3 separate regions of the Mus musculus genome follow, and regions 2 and 3 are each linked to region 1. The links are chromatin loops, found by intact Hi-C in ENCODE. Cell type or tissue: heart. All regions are shown on one strand.

Region 1 (8,000 bases):
CTTGCTGATAAGGGGCTGAGTTGGATCTCTGGTACCCACATGGAGAAAGGGCAGAATGTACTCCCTCGAGTTGTTCTCTGACCTCCACACCTAGACTGTGACATGCTCCTCTTTCCCCACAAAATAAATACATGTTAAAAAAAAGATTTTAAGTAGAGTGGACCACTTTCCTTTTCTCCACCTCCCATCTTCACTCTCAACTTGATTCTCAATACTGTATGTGGCTCTTTGAAATTTCTTTCTTCCTCTATGTTGCGCTTTCTCCTCCCTTCTTTCCATTCTTTTAGTCATTGTCTCTTAGATTAGATTCTCAGTGGTTCAAGAGCTGGGATAATCAACTGTGGTCTCAAAACACCCAGCATGCACACAAGAAGTACTCAATAAATGGTTGTTAAATGTTGAATTGTGTCCTGGTAGCAAAGGCAGATTCTGGATTAGGCCTGTCTCTTTTGCAAGTGCTCACTCACTAGACAGTTGTGTGAGGACACATGGTTGAAGTTGTTGCTCTGGTGCTAGACCTCTGAAGCTCCACTTCTACAATAAAGAACAAGAAAGAACCAGAGCATACCCCCACAACAAATGTCGATATACTTGGGGTAAGAACAGCTATGGAGTGCTTACTCCATGTTGGATGCCCTTCCAAATAATTAATAGGTTCTAATTCATTTATTCAAAATCTATGACACAGATACTTCTGTGTTTGCTTCCCAGATGTGCAAACTGAGGCCCAGGAAGGTGATGTTATCTTCTCCATGACCATAATTATAGGTTGACACCAGTCCTGAGTCTGTGCCCCTACAACTATCACTTAATTGGCTGCCCTGGATGTCAGACATGGGTAAAATGCTTTCTTATGCATGCTCATATATCCTCACAGTGGTCCTCAGTAGCAAGTATACATGTGACAGCCCCATATCAGGGATGCGAAAGCTGAGGTTTGAGGTGTGAAACCCATTGCCCAATGGTATCCTATTCCAGTAAGCGGTAGGGCTGGAATCTGGCAGCTCAAAGGCATAGCCTGTATTCTTAAGTACTCTGCTCTTATCCATGGCTTCAAACTAAAGTTCTCAAACTTTCTCTCAGACATACACAGGGACCACTAGAGAGGCAGGACAGAACAGCGGAGCTCTGAGCATGATGCAGTAAATAGTAGATTAAGGCAGAAACTAGAACTCTTAAAGGAATTCCAGCAGCTGACCATTTGCTACATAGAAGCATGGTTTTGTCATGTCCTATATTCAAGGAAGACTTCCTTAGTCCCAAGTGGCTCTCTTTTAACTATCTACCAACCCTTTGGTGGTACTACCCATTTGCCAGGAACTACCTACAAACTTACTCTTAACACGAATCTTCTGGTCAGTCAGAAAGTTCCAGATGGGTAGATTTTAATCTAAAATAACCCCAGCTCCCAGAACAGGATCTGGTTCTACACTGACTGGAGATATCTTCCTTTCTTATGGCTTTCTTCACAGTTCAGTCTTCCAGGCTGCTTTTTGTAGATGTGCAAGACCTGGCCCACCAACTTCGCTAGCTGGCTCTGGTATTTGGGGGACAATCAATTCTCCCCTGTCTTTTGGCTTGTTTCAGTATGCCTCTCACTCTCTACAATGGCCTCTACTAAACCCTGTATATCAAGTCTGGGTTGTTTTGTATTGAGTCTTATTTATTTCCTGGCTCAGACTCCATCTCAGTAAGTATCCTTCCTTGAATCTGTCCTGCCTGGCTTTTCTGTACTTGGCAGAATCAGTGGGCTTCTCTCCCTGGTATTAAACCTGTGGGTTGGAAGCTGTTTGGCTCACCCCTTGCTCCCCTCCCCCTGTAGGGTCACAGCTCAGGCTCACGCACCACGCTGTGGACTTGTTGGGCATGCGCACATCCTTGCACACCAGCAGCACGTAGCTGTACTTGAGCACGTGGATAAGCCTGTAGAGTGGGGGCGTGTTGGCCCAGGGGCTTCGTGCCACACGTGTGGAGCTCTTCACCGAGAAGACTACCAGTCGCTGCTGGCACCACTTGTCGAAGAAGCGGCTGAACTCAGCCCAAGAGAAGAAAGTTCGATCCAACAATTCCTGTTCCTCCTTCTGCACGGCTGCGCTCGGTAAGGGCTCTGTCAGCTCCATCCTGGGACCTTGAGTAGAAGTGGGGAGAAGAGCTGGACATCAGACCCATCTCCACCTGGGTTACCACAATTTCATCATCAGACTGTCTTATCAGCTACTGCTGCCTCAGGTACGTCTCAGACAAATCAAAGTGGTTTCATTGTTTGCTTTCCAGATAGGAATCTCCATCCCATTTTTGTGGTTCACCTGTTGCCTTCCCAGATTCAGTTGGCATTTAATCAATTTCAATCCTAGTTCCAGTTGCCTTAGATGTGACCTCTAGGTACAAATGGAATCAGTTCTACATATCTTGCCTTTAGCTCAGCTGTGAGCATCTTTGCAAATGTATTCCCAGCTTCTTGCTAAGATTTCTCCTTCTTCCAGATGTGAGTCCTATGCCTGGTGATAATATCTAGTAGTCCCATTCATCTGTAGCTCCCTTTCCCACAAGTCTACATTTGAGTGTAACTCATATCTACTCTCATAGCTAAGGCATGAATCTCTCATCCCAGTCATAATCCTCATACACCTTTCTTCTCCCTAGGTGTATCAAATGTGCAGCTGTTGCCCCTCAGATATGACTGCCTTGAACTGCTACTTTGATCTGTGTTTTTTGCTTCCCAGAGATGCTCTTATCTCCAGATGTGCTGCCCATGTCCAGTCAGGGATCATTCGCCTACAGGGGTGTGGCCCACTTGTGGCAAATTCAACTCAGAAGTGTCACCAATAGTCATCTTTGGTCCATACTCCTAAGACTTATTCTCCTCCTGGGCCAAGTTGCAGTCCCCTCTTCCCAGAAATTGCTACTATTCTCAATGTGTATCTTCGTTTTGGACACGGCGCCTTGTCCTCAGATGGGCTTCTTCACTACTAATGCTCCCCCGGGCCCCCACGTCCCGCTGAGCCTCTTGTCCCTTGCACAGCCCCTTTTATCCAGTTCCCACCTCTCGAGACTCTCTCAACCTGTCTCTCCGCTGCTCCTCCCGGCCTGACCATCCCACATAGCGGTGCTTCTCCACTCCTAAAGCTGTGCACCCTTCCGGCCCCCTCCCCCTCAACTCACCTACCCAACCCAAAGCGGCGTCCACCTCCCACAATGCCTCGCGCCCAAGCCCAGCCCGGCCCTTGCTCCCGGGATGCCCCGCGCGGTATCCCGCCTTTCTTCCCCTAGTGCCTGGCAAGGTGGCTTTCCACCAACCCTTCTCTTCTCCCCGACTGTCACCCTTACGACCTCGCAGGCTCACCGGCTCATCCACAGGGAGGACAGGCTTGGGGCCGCTTCCCAGCATGCTGTGCGGGACAGCGCCCCTCCCTCTCCCCACTCTGTCCCATTTCTAGGCTGCCTCACGCTCTAGAGACTACAACTCCCAGCAGCCTCCGGGCGATAGTTGCGGCACGCGCTACTCGCAGGCCCCCGCCCTTGCTCGTCTCCGCCCCCTCCCGCCAAAGTGCGCGCGAAATCTGTGTGGCGCGAATTTGGGGATTTCGGGTTTGCGTCTCTGAGCGAGCGAGCGAGCGAGTGAGCGAGTGTGGCGGCGTCCGGCAAAGTGATTTGGAGAGGCAAGTGGGGACGTGGGCACGGGCTTGGGGCTGGGGTCGGCGAGAGTGCCGAGCGCTTGTCGCCAGTGAGCTTTGCAGGTTCCGGGTGCGGCCAGCGGAACGGGAATGGGGACGTCGCGGCGACCGAGGGCGCAGGAGAGAGGGCAGCAAGGAGCCGTGTACAGGGAGAGCCACTGGCTGACTGGCTGACTGATTGACTGGTTGACCAAGGCCGCAGGAGTTTTGGTGTCTGCGGAGGACTGGTGGCGGCTTGGAAGGGCGTGACTAGGGAGAAAGCCTGGCGGTGGGCGTGGCCATCAGAATTAGTGGCGCCAAGAGAAGAGGGGCGGCCTGGGGCCGGAAAGGAAGGCTTGAGTGTGGTGTTTCACCCTGGACGCCTGCTATCAATCGGTGTGGGATGCTTGGTGTTATGGGACGCTTGTAATGAAAGCAAGGTGACGTCATTGGTCAGATAGTGGTCCGATTTGAAGACTAGAGAAGCTTGGCGCGATGAGTGTCAGGAGCCAGGGAAAAGGTGAGCTTGGCTGCCAGAAGGGGCACGGATGGGATAAGACTGGAGATCTGCAGACACTTAGGGGAGGGTCAGGTCTTGTTGCTTAGTGTATATGGAGTTGAAGAGGCAGAGAAACTTGAACAGGGAGGACAGAGGGAAGTTGTCAGGGTGAGGATGGACATTTGGAAAGGGAAGCTGGCCTTTGGCATTTGGCAGCCAAGGAAGGCTTCAGATATAGCTTAGTGGTACAGTGTTTTCCTAGCAGCAACAGACCCTGCCTGGGTTCTATCTTCAGTAATATAAAGGGGAAGGGGGCAGATAACGAAACTTAACTCTCAAAGAATAAAAATGTGAAAAAAAATAAATGTCAGTAAAATTTTCTCATTCTATGGAGAGCAGTCACCATTAAGATAGATCCACCTGTATCTATCCCATAATGCTGGGTTTACAGGCATGTACAACCATGCCTGCCTGACATTATTATTATTATTATTATTATAACATGGGTGCTGGAGATTCAAACTCATGTTCTCTCTCTCTTTTTAACAGCAGGCACTCTTACCCACTGAGCCGTCTCGGCAGTCCCTGAATACACTTGTTCTTTTATTTCCTTAAGAGTTGTGTTCCCCTTTCCCCCAAGTCTTAGTCTCTGGCACAGCCAATATCCTTAGCTGGTCTTTGGATTTCTTTTTCAGGTACAACTGATGAGAAAAAAAGAGCAAGAGAGGAAAGGAGAGACTTCTGCTGCCAACATGCAGAGAAGTATTATGTAAGGCCCCTGCCATGCTCAAGGCACTTTGTGTTGTGATGTTTCCTGGGAAAATGAGAGCTAACATTCACCCCAGATAAGGGCATTGATGACAAGCCAAAGAAATGATTCCACCAAAATTTAGCTTAGTAAAACAATTGAGTTATATGGTGTTACCTATAGGAAAGCTGATGCATCAGAGGCAACTACATCACTCCTAAGCTCACTTCAGCATGGGTGATGACTTCTGAAAGTTGCATCCCTGGAGCTATCTGCTCAACCTGCAGGCAATTCCACTGAAGAGACCCCTCACCCTCAGCAATTGCTGAACTACTTATGTAAACCTTGGGGAGGGGCTAGTGAGTCTTACAACTTTCTGAGCCTCTTCAGTGTTTTGAGCTTCCTGATTCTTGCCATCCCTCTTCCTTGCAAGAGGGAGTGTCCACATAATTCATTCTCTAAAACCCTGGGTTTTCTGCTTCATAGCTGCCTTTTCTGAGAAGACCTTGAGGGAGACCTGAAGTTGAAATTTCCTAGTGTTGAGTAGTCTAGAAAATGGGAAAAATTAATTAATTAGTTAATTAATTGCAGGCTGTGGATCCCTAATGTAGTAGTTTTCAGTCATCAGTTTTGCCCCCTGGAAACGTGGCAATGATTGGAGACATTTTTGGTTCTGACAGTTTAGGGGTTCTGTAATCTGCTTTTGATATCTAGCGGACAGAAGTTAGACATGCACTAAACCTCCCTCAGTGCGCTGGACAGCCTCAGTGCTAGTTCATAGCCTGTGTACTAATGCGATGTTTCATGTTTAAGAATGTGAAAGAGGAAGGCACTTGGTTTCCATAGTTGTAGGCTTGGTTAGATCCATCTACCAAAATGTTGCCTGGTCTATCTCTCTATGGTCAGCTGTGTTTCCTTTGATGTTACTCTCAGTCTGGCTCTCCCAAGATTAGCACTTCCAGGGTACCTCTCTCTCTATTTTTTATTTATTTTTATTTTTCTCTCATATTCTCTCATAGATTACATCCTTTCTGAATACCCCCCTTTACTCCTTCTAGCCCCTCCTCTCAATTTACTCCTCTTCCATTTTCTTTCAGAAAAAGGGCAAGCCTCCCAGGGTTATTAGCCAAGTTGGCATAACAAGTTACAATAAGTCTGGGCACAAACCCTCATATCAAGGTTGGATAAAATAAACTACTAGGAGGAAAAGGGTCCCAAGAGCAGGCAAAAGAGAGATGCCCCGTCCTACTTTTAGGAGTCTCACAAGAATACCAAGCTACACAGTCATAACCTATATACAGAGGACTTAGCCCAGAACCATACAGAGTCTGTAATTGCGGCTGCAGTTTCTATGAGCCCCTATGACCTCTGCTTGGTCGATTCTGTGGGCTGTGTTTTCCTGGTGTCATTTACCCTAATGGCTCCTATAGTTCTTCCTCCCCATCTTCTGTGGGGTTCTCCTGGCTCCACCTAATGTTTGTCTCTGCATCTGCTCCTGCTACATGAAGCCTCTGATGATAATTGGGCTAGGCATAAATCTGAGTATAGCAGAATATCATTATGAATCATTTCGTTGACATTTTTGTCTGCCAGTTGTGTTCAGTTCTATCCTGGGTCTCTGGGCTGTCCAGTCTGGTTCCTGGCCATCCTTCTCTCTCCTTTCTGACCCAGAGCTATTTATAGTCAAATTTTGGCTTGGGACAATCATGGTGGCTACAGGTGTGCAGTGCACTGTACTAATTTTTAAGGCTTGGGTTATGTGTCTGTGTATCATAGGTATAAGTGTTGGTCACTCATGTACTAAGAGAAAGAAGGGTGTATCAGATAAAGGAGGGAAGAGATACTAGTAGACTCAGACCTTATCATCTACCCTACTAGATACCTGGGAAGCACAAATCCCCAGGCACTCATGTGATGGAAAACTGAGTATGGTCTGTCCTGAGATAACAACTCTTGTTTATATGCTTTTTGCTCTCTTATTTTCTTTTCTTGCCTTTTACACCCCACCCCCAACTCCTGTCCTGCCCCCAAGAGTCCAGAATAGAATAAAATCCAGGGTCTTTGTCCATGCTAGGGGAGCCCTCTACCACTGAACTACTAAATCCATACCATTGTCTCCCCCCCCCCCCAACACTCCTAAAAGTTATACAAAGGTAGAGGAATATGCATGGCTGGTACCTGGAGCTTCAGGTGTCGTCCAGGTGTGCAGAGCATCAGTGCTATTAATGACTCGACCCCTTGTGTTCCTCCAGGTCATTTTTTCAACCCACAAAAGAAGGTAAAGCGAAGAAGCCAGAGAAGGAGACACCCAGCAGCATCAGAGAGAAGGAACCCCCTCCAAAGTATGTAAGGGACGAGGACAGCATATGCCTTTAACAGTCAAAATTATTTTGTCTGCATGTGTTAAAAACCTACTTCAGATGTATCAGGCCTCAAAATGATACTTAATTTAGATAGCAGACAGCCAACAGAATTCTTGTCAGGGTTCTGTTTGCACATGCTTTGCATTTATTCTAGACCAGACTCTCCATTGGGTAGCGATGTTGGCCACATTTTGATTGATACATTCTCAGGAAGATGCTGGGTGGCCTTGTTTGGGTAACATGATCACCCTTGGGCCAGTGTATGGATGTGAATATACATTTGGTTCATAATTTCCAAATTGAGATGCTGAGCAGGAAACTTTACTTCCTTTGTTCCAGCTTCCTCGGGAGTAAAAAGGTACCTAATATCTGATAGGCTTTCTGCATTGGGTCAATGAGTAAACAGATGTGCCTTTACACAGGGTTTCTTTGTGTGGCCTGGCTATCCTGCAACTCAATCTGTAGACGAGGCTGGTCTCAAATTCACAGAGGCCCGCTTGCCTTTGCCTCCCTATGCTGGGATTAAATGCCGGTGCCACCACTGCCCGGCCAACACTGCTTACTGCAGGAAGGCACTCCCTCCGCACATGCAGTAGTCAAGCTATAAATGTTGGAGTAGGTCAGTGTGCAGGTGCATGAGAATGCATGCTTCTTTTCTGTGATGTACTCAGGTCATGCTGTATATTTTATATGCTATTGTTCATCAGCTTGCTGTTGTTAACATTATAGCATAGAGG
Region 2 (8,000 bases), 800 kb before region 1:
AGCACAGTAGCTGGATATAAAATTAACTCAAACAAATCAGTGGCCTTTCTCTACACAAAGGATAGACAGGATGAGAAAGAAATTAAGGAAACAACACCCTTCATAATATTCACAAATAATATGAAATACCTTGGTGTGACTCTAACTAAGGAAGTGAAAGATCTGGGGGACAAGAACTTCAAGTCTCTGAAGAAAGAAATTGAAGAAGATCTCAGAAGATGGAAAGATCTCCCATGCTCATGGATTGGCAGGATTAATATAGTAAAAATTGGTATGCTGCCAAAAGCAATCTACAGATTCAATGCAATCCCCATCAAAATTCCAATTCAATTCTTCACCGAGTTAGAAAGGGCAATTTGCAAATTCATCTGGAATAACAAAAAATCTATGATAGCACTCAGCAATAAAAGAACCTCTGGGGGAATCACCATGCCTGACCTAAAGCTGTAGTGCAGAGCATTTGTGATAAAAATTGCATGGTACTGCTAAAGCAACAGACAGGTAGATCAGTGGAATAGAACTGAAGATCCAGAAATGAACCCACACACCTATGGTAACCTGATCTTTGACAAGGGAGCTAAAACCATCCAGTGGAAGAAAGACAGCATTTTCAAAAAATGGTGCTGGCACAACTCGTGGTTATCATGTAGAAGAATGTGAATTGATCCATTCTTATCTCCTTGTACAAAGCTCAAGTCTAAGTTGATCAAAGAACTCCACACAAAACCAGAGACACTGAAATTTATAGAGGAGAAAGTGGGGAAAAGCCTCAAAGATATGGGCACAGGGGGGAAATTCCTAAACAGAACAGCAATTGCCTGTGCTGTAAGATCAAATGGGGCCTCATAAAATTGCAAAGCTTCTGTAGGGCAAAAGATACTGTCAATAAGACAAAAAGGTCACCAACAGATTGGGAAAGAATTTTTACCAATCCGAAATCTGCTAGGGGACTAATATCCAACATATACAAAGAGCTCAAGAAGCTGAACTCCAGAAATTTCCCATTAATAATAACCCCATTAAAAATGGGGTACAGAGCTAAACAAAGAATTCTCAACCGAGGAATAGTGAAAGGCTGAGAAGCACTTGAAAAAACGTTCAACATCCTTAATCATCAGGGTAATGCAAATCAAAACAACCCTGAGATACCACCTCACACCAGTCAGAATGGCTAGGATCAAAAAATCAGGTGACAGCAGATGCTGGCGAGGATGTGGAGAAAAAGGAACATTCCTCCATTGCTGGTGGGATTGCAAGCTTGTACAACCACTCTGGAAGTCAGTCTGGAGGTTCCCCCAGAAAACTGGACATAGTACTACCAGTAGATCCAGCAATACCTCTCCTGGGCATATACCCAGAAGATGTTCCAACTGGTAATAAGGACACATGCTCCACTATGTTCATATCGGCCCTATTTATAATAGCCAGAAGCTGGAAAGAACCCAGATGTCCCTAAACAGAGGAATGGATACAGAAAATGTGGTACAGTTACACAATGGAGTACTACTCAGCTATTAAAAACAATGAATTTATGAAATTCTTGGGCAAATGGATGTATCTGGAGGATATCATCGTGAGTGAGGTAACCCAATCACAAAAGAAGTCACTTGATATGCACTCAGTGATAAGTGGATATTAGCCCAGAAACCTAGAATACCCAAGATACAACTTCCAAAACACAATAAATTCAAGAAGGAAGACCAACTTGTGAATACATCATTCCTCCCTAGAATAGGGAATAAAATATCCATGGAAGGAGTTGCAAAGACAAAGTTTGAAGCTAAAATGAAAGGATGGACCATACAGAGACTGCCCCACCCGGGAATCCATCCCATAATCAGCCACCAAATGCAGACACTATTGCATATGCCAGCAAGATTTTGCTGAAAGGACCCTGATATAGCTCTCTCCTGTGAGGCTTTACCAGTGCCTGGCAAATACAGAAGTGGATACTCACAGTCATCTATAGGATGGAACACAGGGCCCCCAATGGAGGAGCTAGAGAAAGTACCCAAGATCTGAAGGGGTCTGCAACCCTATAGGTGGAACAACAATATGAAGTAATCAGTACCCTCAGAACTCATTCTCTAGCTGCATATGTAGCAGAAGATGGCCTAGTTGGCTATCATTGGGAAGAGAGGCCCCTTGGTCTAGCAAACTTTATATGCCCCAGTACAGGGAAAGCCAGGGCCAAGAAGTGGGAGTGAGTGGGTAGGGGAGCAGGACGGGGGTAGGGTATAGGGGACTTTTTTGATAGCATTTGAAATGTAAATGAAGAAAATATCTAATAATAAATAATATCTTTTTTTCTCAATCTCTACTGATTGAAAGTTTTGCTGGGTATAGTATAATAGAGCTGGCATTGGTAGTCTCTTACTCTTTAGATTTTCATATCAGGTCTCTACATGTCCTTCACTGGCTTCCTCTTGTTACCTGAATAAAATTCAAACCATAGTTCACAACTTAGAGAACAATGGGACTTGCCTCAGTTTCCTCAAACCACCTTAATGCACCACCCCCTGATGCTGCCTCTGTACCCTGAAGCTCATCTCATTTCACTCCTACTCCTAGACTCCAATCTCCTCTAACAGGAAAAGGCCAATTTGGCTTTGAGGCCTTAACACTTGCTGTTCTCTATGCTTAAAGATGTCTTCCTCATACAGTCACTAGGTGGTTTCTTTTCTTTCAGATCTGAACACAATATCACTTTTGGATACCAGCCACCTCTGAGTGCCTCTCCCCAAAATCTCAATCCAAACACCCTGTTTTGTTTTCTTTATACTAATACTACCTAAAGATCTTTGACTTTGTTATTTTAAGTCTGTGCAGAAAATCTCTCTGTTCTTGTAACTGTATGGAAGAAAGAAATTTGCAGTTTCTTAGGGTTTAGTAATGATACATGTATTTGCTCAAGAAATACTAGCAAAGAAGTGTCTCAAACTGCAAGTTACTATGCCTTTTGCAACTGACGTTTCTTAAGACCAAGAGACAAAAGGAAAGGGGAAAAGTTAGTTCAAAGCTATCACTTTACATTTTCAGGGACTGATAATAAAGAACCTTTATTGTCTTTTAAAGATGGTAAATTTTATGAAATTCAATCACTTAATGCCAGTTTCAAAAAATTCAGTATGTCAGTATAAAACAGGATATGAATTTACGTTCCAAAATAAGACTTGATGGCTCTGTTCAAGTTTGAACTCTCATGTCATATTTGATCTAAAGGCATCAGGAAACAAAAATGAAGATAAAGATTATGGTTTGTATATTTTTGTCACCTCCAAAACTCATGCATTGAAATTTAATCTCCAACAATCATATGCAAGGGGCCAGTCAGAATTATGTTCTTCGTCTAAAAATAAAATAAAGGTATAATAACAACCACGTTCTCAATTTTGTCAAGGTTGAGGGAAGTGCTTCCTAGAGATCACTCACCCTCATCAAGCTCCGACTTTAAAGTAGCTACCTTGCTTGAGCTGCAATTTTACTGAGACTCAAACTGAGGTCCTGGCCTACCAAACTATCCTGCTGTCATCACCTGGGGAGTGATGGCAAATGAGAGAACCACCGCCCTTCTAGGCCTCGGAAACAAGCGGAACCTAAGAGTCTGGGTGCTTCAAGAGCGGTACTTGGGAAGAATAGGCTCTGAAAATGGCCTTGGCCGACTTCCGGTAGCAGCGAGAAGCGCGTCTCTTTGAAACTACAACTCCCAATAGTCCTCGCGGTGTGTCCTGGTCGACTCTGGGGGGTGCGGCCGCCATTGTCCGCGGCCAAAGTAAGGCCTTATTCCGGACCGAAGGGCTACCGATGTCGTTGTCACGGAGAGCCTGGCAGGTCGTTGGAACGGCCACGGAGAAGCGGCGCCTGCGGCCAGGGCTGGCTCAGTGCCGGGGTGCAACGGGTGCCTTCTCTTCTCTCGCCGACTCGGTGCCCCCATTGCCCTCGACCCTCCAGGTCCCGGGTCTGGGTGCGCTGTTTCTACAGACTGGGAAAGGCCGGCCCTAGTGGGCCGAGTCGGCCAGGCCTGGGACGTTGTCTCGGTGCAGGACAGAAGCCAGACGCTCGGTGCAGCAGCCCCGAGCCAGCTCAGCCGCAGTGCAATCAGGGCCAGTGGCCGCGAGCCAGGTAAGGCGGGAAGCTTGCTGAAACCAGCGCCTGGAGCGACCTGGTTGCGGAGGCCCTGAAGGAGAGCCAGGCTCTTAACCGGTCCCTTCCAAGCAAAGATCTGTAAAGGGCGTCAAACCTGACTTGGGAAAGGCTCAGGTTCTTTTAAATTTGAAGTGACAAGAGGGTGTGTGTGTGCTGTCCCGTTAGGGTGTGCGTGCATGGTTCTTGCAACTTGCTTGCCTTGAGTTATGGGGGGGGGGGGGGGGGGTGTAGGATTCTTACAACTTGCTTGCCTTGAGCTTTGTTTGACTCAAATCCTAGGGTATCTGAGTCTCTCTCTGTAAGTGTGCCAGTGCTTAGTACCAAACTCAGTACCAAGCGGTTGCGGACCTCACACAAAGACCCGGAATCCATGCATTTGTGGGGTCTGACTCTAGACTTTTTTTTTTTTTTTTTTTTTTTTTTTTGTCTCTGACGCGACTACGGGAGGGGAGAGGGGATCGATGGGCTTGAGTCTGGAAGATCTTGCAGGTGGTGATGGCTGTTGTTTGGCTTTAACCTTTGCAGACGATCACACTTTATCCCAAAGTGTGTCTGTGTCAGTGATAACTATGTGGTTAGTATTAGGTATCTTCTTCAGTGGCTCTCTATCTTGGCTTTGAGACAGGGTCTCTTTCTGAACCAGGAAGCTTCTAATTCCACTCTATTGACTTGTCAGAAATTCCCAGGGATTCTCCTGTCTGCCTCCCCATTGCTGGTATTACTTGTGCTCCACTTACTGCACAATGTGTGTGTGTGTGTTTGTGTGTGTGTGCGCGCGCGGTTTTTTTGTTTGTTTGTTTTTATCATGCTTCTTAGGGGTCTTGTTAACTTTGTGGATGTGTTCTCTTTGTTTTTGTTCTCGCTGGACTTTTTGTGAGACTGGACCAATTTTGCCTTTTTTTTTTTTTTTTTTTTTCTTCGCTTTGTCTCTAGGCTGATACTTGCAGTGCTCCTGGGCAGGACCCTGGCTGGTTAATCCTCAGGAATGGCTGCCATCAACCCATGGCCCTCCTGGGGTGAGTCCAAATCTTGCTTTTTTTTTTTTTTTTTTTTTTTTCCTCTGCACCTTTCCCTACAGGAGGCTTACTGTAGGTCAGGGCTGAGAAAGGGCTGCCAGCTTTGGGAGATAATAGACAGTCTAGCTGTCTTGGTACAAAATTAGAACAGGGTAGTCGTTAAGAGGAAATGTATTCGTAAACAACAAGGTAAGTTTTGTATATTTGATAGTCAGCTTCTAAAACGGACCTCTATAAGATATTCTAGTAACTCATAGAACTCTTTTGAAGACAATATATACAGTCAAAATGTTTTTAGTTCTCTTGTGTTTTTCACCGTTAATACTGTATTTCACTTATTAATATTAATCTGTATTTTTAAAACAATGTTAATAATGATATGTGATAGTTTTATCTTTGTTTTCATCACCATAGACATCAAGGCAGTATCCTACTTAAAATTAAGAATTAGGTGGTGATACATCTTATCAGAAACGTATTCAGCCATTCAGAGGGTTCTGTTTTTCATTGCCTTGTTGTTAGATCATAGTCTACAGTCTACAGGTGTCTCCTATGCAGATCCAGCTTATGTTGGATTGTTTTTTAGATGCCCTTGGGTTCTGTGTAGGACTTTGTCATGCTCCTTTTTTCTTGTGTTACATTTAGTCACTGTTTTGTACCACAGTCATAATCTGATCCTTCTCTGTAGGTACCCTCATGGACCAGTCTTGGGGGATGGCAGCTCCTGAGCCTTCTGTCTCCTGGGGTGAGTCAAGAACCTGTACCCTCAGCTGTGTCGGGTGCCATGTACTAACGTCTTCCTTCAGTGATCTGCCATAGCTGAGGTCAGAGCTGGTGACCCAGTGGTTCTTTAGAACGGGAGCTTGTAGTCCCGCTCTCAATACAGAGCTGGAATAAAGAGGGGTCAGAACAGTATGTGTAGGGGTGGTGTGGTGATGACATCTCTAGGACAGATAACACAAGAATTAGTGTCTAGAGACTTAGGGCTCAGACCAGAAAGGCTGTGAGGATTCACATGTCACCTTCTCCAAGACCCATCTCCTTCATCTGTGGGGTAAAGAAGTAGCTTTCTTCCTTACTGGTGATGGTAGGAGCAGCAGCAGGGCCTCGTACTTCTCATTTCCATAGGGTACATGATGAACTTCTGCTAGGAAGTGGTGCCTCCATGACTTCTTTTTCTATTCACAGCTCTGTGTCCTCAGGATCCAGCATGGCACATGGAGGGAAGCGCTGAGGAGGACGGAAGAAAGACAGGTGGGCTCCCAGTAGCCCAAGTCGAGGTGAGATGGAACTTCTGCTTTTCCTTGAAAGGTCACTGTGTTCCCGGGTTTTCCCTGACCACCCTAGTTGATACTGTTCCTTAATTTACAGCAGCAAGAGGTCAAGGAGTCAGCATAGGTCAAGGAGTCAGCCAATTAGCGATTCCTGAATGCAGGTATGGGAATCCAGTCAGTTTTCTATGATACAGAGCTTTGCTGTCACCCTGCCTCTCCACAGAGCTGAGACACATCTCTGTCATCAGCTCTTCTGAGAGAGATGAATGAAAGCCATTTTTAGCTGTCAACCCTTACTCCTTCCCCCAAACTCCTTACTTACGTGTTCAGAATCAGATTCAGGCTGGATACTAATATACTCTATGCTTGCTCTGGGAACAAGAACAGGTGTAAGCCTTTACCTAGAGGACCTAACAGTCCACTTTCTAAGGTGGCACACTTGGTTAATGAGACTTTACAGTTAGCCTGGGTCTAGTCATGCTCTGACACAAGAAGCCTGAGATGTGGAGGGAAGCCCTAAACTCTGCTACAGCTCAGTCCACCGATGCCTTGAGAGATGAGACATAGTCTGCATAGAGGTCAGTGGGGTTACAGAATTGTGAAGGGGGACGTTACCTTGACTAATAAGCAAAGAGGTAAAAGCAATGCATCAGGTGGGCACATCCTGGTAAGCAGCTGTCTGGCCTGCCTGAAGCTCCACGGGTATGTTAAAGATCTGGGGTGAACTCTGTGACTGGTATCTGCATTCAGGCTGATTTTAGTTAGGAGAGTCTAGGAAGAACCCAGGTGGGCCTGCACTCCTGTTGCCAACCTACAAACCTCAGAATTGTTGGCTTCACGAGGCACCATGATCCAGAATTTGTCTGGAAAGGTGTGTGCAGGGGAGAGGCTGTGAGAGGCAGGCTGGTGTCAAAGGCTTCAGTCTGATCAGGGTCTGGAAGCTGGAAGTAGATAGAGTAAGATCAGCAAGATCCACGGGGAGTCCAGCAGGGCTCTGGGAGTGTAAGAGCACCCTGGGTAACTCCTCAGAGAGCACAGGACAGGAGTGTTGGTATGGGAATACTGTCACTGTTCTCCCTCACATCTAGGTTCTTCATCAGATCCAGCCATTTTTTTTTCTCTTTTAAAAATATAATAGCTTTATTGAGATAATATCTACAGACTAGAAAGTTGACCCTTTTAAGTCGTACAGTTCATTGGTTTTTAATATAGTCACAAAATGGTGCTTCCAGCTTCTCATTCTAGAATATTTCTGTCTCCCCAAAAAGAACTCTTTATTCTTTATATCTCTTAGTAGTCACTCCCTTTCTTCCTATTTCCAGTCCCTGGAAACCACTCGTCAATTTCCAACTCTGTGGATTTGCCTGGTCTAGGCATTTAATTTAAATGGAATCATAACATATGACATTTTGAATCTGGCTTCTTCAACTTGGCACGTTTTAAGGGTTATTAATTTAAAATCATTTTGAAAATATATTTGTTTTTATATGTGTGGGGGTGCACATGTGGAGATGGGACGGGGGTAGAGTGGTCTGAGGACAGCTTGAAGAGTTGGCTTTCTCCT
Region 3 (8,000 bases), 400 kb before region 1:
TTCTGATAACAATCTTATCTATAAAACTAAGGAATTTATCCCTACTGCATTAGATCCTGCTGATCCTCCTGAATGACTAGATATTGAGTTTTGAGCCTGGTTATCTGGGTCAATTTCTCCCTCATTCCTAGGGTTGAGTGTTGCTCCCTTGAGAGCTTTAAGATTTACTATCCTTGTCTGTGGGAAGCCATTGCAGAGTGGCAGTTACAGAGTGGCAGTTGCAGAGTGGCAGTTGCAGAGTGGCAGTTGGCTACTGCTGGCCACCACACATACATAGGCAGTAAAGGTTCTTTTGCCAAGATGAGGTTTTGAGAATTAACCAAAGTTAACCAATCAGATGAGAGACAAGTTAACCAATCAGATGAGAGACAAGTTAACCAATCAGATGAGAGACAAGTTAACCTATCAGATGAGAGACAAGTTAACCAATCAGGTGAGAGAGAACGCCTCTCCTAGGCCTATATAAGCAGCGCCAGTTCTGGGCTTGGGGTCACTTCGACTCTGCAATCAAGCTCTCCCAATAAACGTGTGTGGAAGGATCCTGTTGCAGCATCGTTCTTCCTGGCCAGTCAGGTGCACGCAAGACTTGCCAAATTTGGATCAACTTTCCTTAGCCTAATGTTTTCCTTTTTTTTTTTTTTAACATCATAGACAAAGGTAAGAGGCAGGATTACTAGAATACTTTTGCATTCATTTTTCAAATGTCTTTTATTTCCCAATTCAAAATAAGACCCTTTTTGAAAAGGTTTTTGAATAGCTTCTACAGTGGCTGCTACAACTTGAGAGAAGCTGCCAATAGCTTGAGTGGCTGTTAGCCAATTTCTAACAATCACCATGTTTTACTGGTGCTGTAGCAACTCTACACTGGTGGCTCCATCAAACCCAACCTGCCTGATCAGGTTTATCACCATCAAAGTTTTCACCAAATTGTGCTGTGCTTAAATATGCCTAAAATAAACTATTTGGGGTCAGACTTCCAAAGTTTGAACCAACACTAACTACTTAGTCCTGTTGTGCCTGAGCTACCCTTTAGCCTCCTGTGGATCATTACTTTGCTGGCTCTGGTGACTGCAAGGATTCCGGCAGGTCCCAGTGTCATACTTCCTCCAGCATGGTTGCACCCCAAAGAGCATCATCCCCAACTGTTCTAATGCCTGAGACTACAGGGAAATATCTCATTCAAACCCACTGCACTGCTTGAAACTGAGGCAGGTGAGCATAGGAGATAGTTTAGTACACTAAGACCCCCATCCCCTATTTGATTTGAGATTATGAAGACACAGTCCTCTTGCAGTAACACACTTGGGAGCCTTCAGTGTCACATACTATACACACACACACACACCTCTCCAAACAATGCCTCTAGTAACCTCAGAACTTCTAGCTATATCAGGCTACCCATACTTCCATCTCTGAACAGTAGTATAAGTTTTCCCGTCCTTGGCAATGTTCAAATTAGACAGTTTCCATTCAAGTATATTCTCAGCATTGTCTGTGTATGAAGAATGGAAAAGCTGATCTGGCCTGACCTAGTTTCAGATGCATACACAAGAAAGGAAAACTGTGCCCTCTGTTACTTTTAGGGAGACCCTCCTATTTACCTTATGCTGATACATAAGGGCACACTTATGTTTAAAATCAGATGCATTATAAAAAGGACATGCACAGTAGAGAAAACGAATATATGACTTACTCTATCAATCAGAGTAGAGAACCACCCAAACTACATATCTAGTAATCAGCACCCCCTTCTCCTGAACCCTATAAAAGGAAGCCCTGAGCAATAATCTGGACACTGAGAATCTTCACTCCCATAACTCATTGTCAATCTTTAATAGCATACCTACATAATATGTAATTTCACTTTTACTCAAATAACATTATCTTACTTTTTTTCTGTAAGCTCTTAAATTCAATTCTTTGGAAAAGAGGCCAAGAACCTAGAAATGCCCAGCCCAGACCCAGAGCACCAGTTATGACACTACTGTCATTGTCAGACTGGTGAGGAAGATGCCAGGAGAGAACAAAGGAAACTACTAGGCTGAAAGGAGGGAGAGACAGAGAAGGGAGGATGAGAATAAAAGGACCTGCTGTTTGCTGGACTGCAGCTCTGTATTAGAGCACTTACCACTCTTGCATAAAGACCTAGGTTCAATATCCAGTACTGGGGAGTGGGGATAGTGGAGGAAGGGCAGAGCCTGCTGTTCTACACCTGATAGTCTCTGTCTCTTTAAGGGTATAGTGTATTTTTGGTCTTTTTCTATTACATCATCAACCTAGTGAAAACTAGCAAAAGCCCATTGTTTCCTTCCTTCTTTCCTTCCTTCTTTCCTTCCTTTCTCTCTTTTCCTCTTTCTCTCTTTCCTTCTTTCTTTCCCTTTTCAAGGCAGGGTTTTGTAGCCCTGGCTGTCCTGGAACTCACTCTGTACACCAGACTGGGCAGGAATCAGAAATCTGCCTGCCGGGCAGCCGGGTGTGGTGGTGCACGCCTTTAATCCCAGCACTCAGGAGGCAGAGGCAGGCAGATTTCTGAGTTCGAGGCCAGTCTGGTCTACAAAGTGAGTTCCAGGACAGCCAGGGCTATACAGAGAAGAAACCCTGTCTCGAAAAACCAAAAAACCAAAAAACAAAACAAAACAAAAAAACCAACAAAACAAAAAATTCCAGCAGCAGGTCAGATTGACCAATTCTAACACCAAGACCTTGCCGCTGCGCGCCCAACTCACGGTGCAGATGCATATATGCCCTGAACTCAGCCGTCAGGGCGGGAGGATTATTTTCCAGGCAACTCGAAGCCCAAGTGATGCCCGCACCCGCAGGTAACGGAATGTAAGCTGACCTCTGCTGGTACCCAGACCTGATCCTTAAACAAGACCTGTGAGTGGTTGCACTCCCTTAGACCAGAGGCCAGGCCTTCCCCGATTGGTCAACGTTGGGCTGGCGCTAGCTTCCATTGGTTAAGTGCTGCGTCTCGGCGCGTGGCCTTCTGGGAATTGTAGTCTCAGTGTCCCTGGCGCTGCCGCCATTGTCCAGCGGGAGGCCAGTCGGGTGGTCCCCAGGACGGGGCTGAGTTTAAAATTAGGGTGTCCTTGGACGTCTGTGGCTAACCTGTTGGCCTGGAATGGACCACCAGGACAAAGCAGCAACAGTGGCAATGGCCTCGCGGCCGCAAGCAACACAACTTCAGGTAACAAAAAGGACAGATTGGACTCCGAGTCCTGCTGTCCCCGACAGAGTGACCTGTAACCCGCGGCGCTTTTTCCACAAGAGAAACAAGCGCTGTGGCTCAGCCTCCGAGCCTGGGTCCAAATCTAGTTCCCTCTGTGTGCATGCTTCAGCCTCCTGTCTGCGTGCCATGGGGTGGAGGGGAGGAGGGTGGTCATTTCCCTGAGGACTGACAGGCTCTGCTCAGGGGTTCGATCCCACTCTGGCCAACGCCCTCCCATTTATCCCGAAAGACGGTTCTCGGAGATGACAGGTGACTGGCTAGCATTACAGAGCAACCACATTGCGGGTACGGTCCTCAAAACATGTCCTAAGGCGCAGAATCAACCGACTTTTAAGGGAACCTCCGCACCATGACCCCTATTTTGCAAGTAAGGCATAACTTCACGGGGCAGAGGTACCAAGTTAGGAAAACAGAAGTAACTAGTAAGGGTCACGCCCTTCTGGGCCTTGGGAAAACTGGTAGGTGTGGCTATCAGTGTTTGTCTAGCTCCTGATCATCAAAGTCTGCACTTGTAGACAAATTGCTTATTCTGTTCACCGTAGTTCACCTAGCAGAAGCCAAGACCATTTCATACATAAGTTCTGCAACTTTGAAATTATGCTCTGGAGGTCAGGAGGTGGGTATTTGGTTTGCTTGGGGGAAATTTGCGTTAATTACATTTGGTGTGAAAAGTAAGCTTATGATAGTCTTAGATTGCAAATGATCAGATTCATGTCATCTCAGTTTTTCATGAAATGTGACCAGAGTGTAGAACTGAGAACTGAGGCCTATCAACAGCTATATGAATGAGCCATAGTGAAGGTGGATTCGCCAGCCCCAGTCAAGTCTCAGGTAACCGTCATGAGGCTGACAGTTTGTCAAGGAGTAAGCGATGAGACGGGCGGGAAAAGAGGTGTGTTTAATCAATCTGTTGTCGTGTTTCAGGTAGTACACACAAAACGTAGTGAGACCTGAAATAAACACTACTTCATGGTTTCTGATGGGGTAGGAAATCAAGAGTGACTTAGTTTATGGATCTACCCTAGGCTCTTAAAGTTATATTCAAAATGACAGTCCAACAGTTATTACTTGAGACTTATCAGAGCCTAGAAGACCCACTGTCAAGATAGTTCATTCACATGCTGTTGGCAGGAGAACTCAGTGTTTCTCCTTGTAGGCCTTGCTATGAAGCACTTAGGTCTCACTGTGTAAAGTGAAGTTTCCTATAGAGTGGTGTGATCCAGAAGATGGCAAGGTAGAAGCTGTGTTGTCACCTGTGACCTCAGCTCAGACTTTATGCTGTCATTTCCACAGTATCCTATCAGTTATAGAAGTCAGCATGGTTGCATGCAGATCGGGGGTGGGGAGGGGAGGGGGGGTTACTAAGGGGCCATTTTGGAGACTAGCCTCCACAGGAGCAAGGACCAAATAAGGAGACCCTAGAGGTCTAGTACATTAGTTTCTTGTGGTTGCTGTAGCAAGTATTTACAAAATGTGTGGCAAAAGACAATGTACATTGTAAGCCAAGAGTGGTGACGCATGCATATAATCCAGCAACATGAGTGACTGAGGCAGGAAGATGATAAATTCAAAGCCAGGCTGGACCCTCTCTCAGAATTAAAAAAAAAAAAAAAGGTGCGGGGAGGGTGGGGGGGACACAGTCTAGAGATGAGAAGTCAGAAATGAGCACCACTAAACTAAGCAGAGCCATACTTCCACCAAGTTCTAGGGGATGTTCTCTGCTTTTCCAACTATAAGAGCTGTAGCCCCGGCACTCCTTGCCTTGTGGCCTTTTATCTAGCCTTAGAGCAGCAATGTAGCATCTCGCTTAGGTGATCACATTACTTTCCAACTTCTCAAGTCTCACGCCTATCTCCTAAATGTGTGGTTGCATTTAGAGGCCACCCAGATAACTCAGGACATGTGCCTGTTTTGTCGTCTTTATCATATCGGCAAAGTCTATGTTACTATTGTAATATTCATAAGTTTCAGGAGCAGGTACCTGGATATCTTTGGGAGAGTGATCAGCCTTTATTGAAAAGTGACAAGAAGCCATTCAAGTGTCCAGAGCAGTGGTTCTCAATGCTGTGACCCTTTAATACAGTTCGTCATACTGTGGGGACCCCCAACCACAAAATTATTTTGTTGCTACTTCATGACTATAATTTTGCTACTGTTGTGAATCGTAATGTAAATATCTGATATGCAGGATATCTGATATGCAACCCCCAAAGGAGTTGCAACCCACATCTTTTTTTTGGGGGGGGGTTTCGAGACATGATTTCTCTGTATAGCTCTGGCTGTCCTGGAACTCACTTTGTAGACCAGGCTGGCCTCAAACTCAGAAATCTGCCTGCCTCTGCCTCCCAAGTGCTGGGATTAAAGATATGCGCCACCACTGCCCGGCTGCAACCCACATCTTAAGAAGCACTGTTTTAGGGACTGGTGGTGTAGCTCAGTGTGAAGAGTGCTTGCCTAGCATGTGGGACGTCCTAGCACCACACACAAAATGGAAAATCGGGGAAAGGTGTTGAGAAGGACTGGTATAGGGTTGGAAAGAACCTCTTGAACATTGGGTAAGATACTGAAAGCTGAGCGAAGATAGTAGGTTAAAAAGAGGGAGGGGGCAGAGATGGGACCTGGTGATCAAATAACAAATAATGCTGATGTGGCCTGGTCATCAATAGAAGAATGTGTAGAAGACAAAGATCTGATCACCTGAGGTTGCCTTCTGGCCTCTATACAGACATGCATACACACAAACACTCATAAACATACTCAAAAACAAAAAACCTAGTAGTCATATCTTTTTCTTTTAAGATTTATTTTTTATTATACATAAGTACACTGTAGCTGACTTCAGACACACCAGAAGAGGGAGTCAGATCTCTTTACAGGTGGTTGTGAGCCACCATGTGGTTGCTGGGATTTGAACTCAGGACCTTTGGAAGAGTAGTCGGTGCTCCTGACCGCTGAGCCATCTCGCCAGCCCTTCTAGCCATTTCTATATGTCATAAACCTGCATGTCTAGTCTGTCTGATCAGTCATAGGTCAGCTGTGTCTGGCTTTGTTGATCCTGCCAAGTGCTCTCATATGTTGTCATGGTAGCCCATGCCTACCCCATAGTGCTCCAGTAGGCTCCCAGTGAGGGCTGAGGCACATCAGTCAGAGTGTACAGTTTGTCAAGACCCCTGCCTGCCTGTTTCCTCTACCACAGAGTTAGATGGTCCAACTAATCGAGGTTGCCTGGAAATGTTTCAGGAGCCAGTGACTTTCCGAGATGTGGCTGTGGACTTTACCCAAGAGGAGTGGGGGCAGCTGGACCCTACCCAGAGGACTCTGTATCGTGATGTGATGCTGGAGACCTTTGGGCACCTTCTCTCTGTGGGTAAGTTCTGCTTCCCTAGCTATAGTGGTGGAATCTTCCTGAGTCATGATGGTGGGCCTCTAACATGGAGCTCTAACTTAACCTTGAGTCCTCATTCCCTGTAGGACACTCTTGTGTCCTTTCTGTCACAGACCAAAACCCTCATGTGACTGTGAGATACCCACATGTCCTGATGGTCAAGAGCCTGAGCTGCAGCCTGGGCTTGTTTTTCCCAGAGCAGCTTCCGACTTCCTGTGTCTCTTCCTATTTCCAGGTCCTGATCTTCCCAAACCTGCAGTTATCTCCCAGCTGGAACAAGGTGCTGAGCTGTGGGTGGCAGACAGAGGAGGCACCGGGGCCTGCCATCCAGGTAAGAACCCCACCAAATGGGTGCCCCCTAGTGGGGGGTGATTCCAGGAGGCCACTAGAGATGTACTTAGGAAGAATATGGTTTCATGGCCCTCAAACCTATTCCTCTTTTAGGAGCTTCACGGGACTTAGCATCAGACTAAAAGCTTTGGTTATAGCCAAAGATGCAAAGAAAAATCTGTGAAGGAAAAAGGCTTTAGGAGGCAAAGTCTAGAGCAGTGATTCTCGGCCTTCCTAACACCGTGACTCTTTAATACAGTTCCTCATGTTGTGGTGACCCCCAACCGTAACATTATTTCCGTTGCTGCTCCATAACTGTGATTCTGCTACTGTGATGATTTGTAGTGTAAATATCTGATATGCAGGACATCTGATATGTAACCCCCAGGTTGAGAACCACTGGTCTAGAGGCAGCAGATATGAGTTTCTAGATCTTCAGACTCTAGAGTCAGACAAGAATGTGCTCGGTTCCTCCAGCAGTGAGCTGTGATAGTACATGAGGGACCATGATCTCCAGGGAGGATGAGAGTCTGTCCTAGGGACACTGTGTCTAGCGCATACCATGATTCTGGTGCTTGAAATAAAAGTAGACAGGTGAACTTTTCTTACCAATTAGGATGGTGGGAACCCACCCCAAATCCAAGTCCCCTAACACTCCCAAAGGCCAGCAAACTGTGAGCAAACTTCTCGTAGACTGCCAGGTTAGCCAGATGTCTTGTATTTCTGGAGGGTCCACTGGGGCCTCACCCCCCTCTGCTCACAAAAGCCATCCACTTCCTCTCCAGCAGTGAGAGTCCTGCCTTGATTGTGTTTCTGCAGCATCTTACTTTCTAGGCCACACCCTTTCTCATTAGCATTCCCAGCATCCTCTTCCTGGCCTTCCATTCAGTTCTTGCACGCTGGATTCTGTAAACCTGTTCCTCATACCCTTCTATTCGTCTAATATCTAACTAGAACAGACTCTAGTTAGATATTAAACACTTGTCCTAGGACTGAAGGGTTGGCTCATTGTTAAGAGCTCTTGTTTTTCTTGCCAAGGACCAGGGTTCAATTCCC

Evidence for each region. A loop is a pair of places that touch in the nucleus more often than their neighbours do. Peaks named below come from ENCODE experiments on the same cell type or tissue, not always from the same donor. Only the 100,000 strongest peaks of a DNase experiment are listed, where the experiment ranks them.
Region 2: a loop joins it to region 1, with 7 times the contacts of the local background. A loop is called at or near these places in 7 of 42 quality-filtered maps.
Region 3: a loop joins it to region 1, with 6 times the contacts of the local background. A loop is called at or near these places in 8 of 42 quality-filtered maps.

Annotation. Positions count from the first base shown.
Region 1 is chr7:13,275,301-13,283,300 of GRCm38, forward strand. Zswim9 (zinc finger SWIM-type containing 9) reads right to left here and starts at 3,421. Exons shown (of 5, transcript NM_177312.4): 1 at 3,344-3,421; 2 at 1,846-2,128. The coding sequence starts at 2,120. Lig1 (ligase I, DNA, ATP-dependent) reads left to right here and starts at 3,526. Exons shown (of 29, transcript NM_010715.3): 1 at 3,526-3,659; 2 at 4,848-4,921; 3 at 7,153-7,242. The coding sequence starts at 4,905. In heart, no CTCF peak of the experiment used is centred here; DNase peaks (open chromatin) are centred at 3,221, 3,281 and 3,921; H3K4me3 peaks cover 1,530 bases; H3K27ac peaks cover 1,193 bases.
Region 2 is chr7:12,474,585-12,482,584 of GRCm38, forward strand. It overlaps Zfp606 (zinc finger protein 606), which reads left to right and starts at 3,721. Exons shown (of 7, transcript NM_026112.4): 1 at 3,721-4,122; 2 at 5,080-5,162; 3 at 5,851-5,907; 4 at 6,351-6,442. The coding sequence starts at 5,132. In heart, a CTCF peak has its summit at 3,671; DNase peaks (open chromatin) are centred at 3,697 and 3,947; H3K4me3 peaks cover 1,790 bases; H3K27ac peaks cover 1,542 bases.
Region 3 is chr7:12,878,174-12,886,173 of GRCm38, forward strand. It overlaps Zfp128 (zinc finger protein 128), which reads left to right and starts at 3,005. Exons shown (of 4, transcript NM_153802.4): 1 at 3,005-3,187; 2 at 6,470-6,596; 3 at 6,850-6,945. The coding sequence starts at 3,122. In heart, CTCF peaks have their summits at 3,009 and 6,978 (motif pointing left); a DNase peak (open chromatin) is centred at 2,948; H3K4me3 peaks cover 1,712 bases; H3K27ac peaks cover 1,014 bases.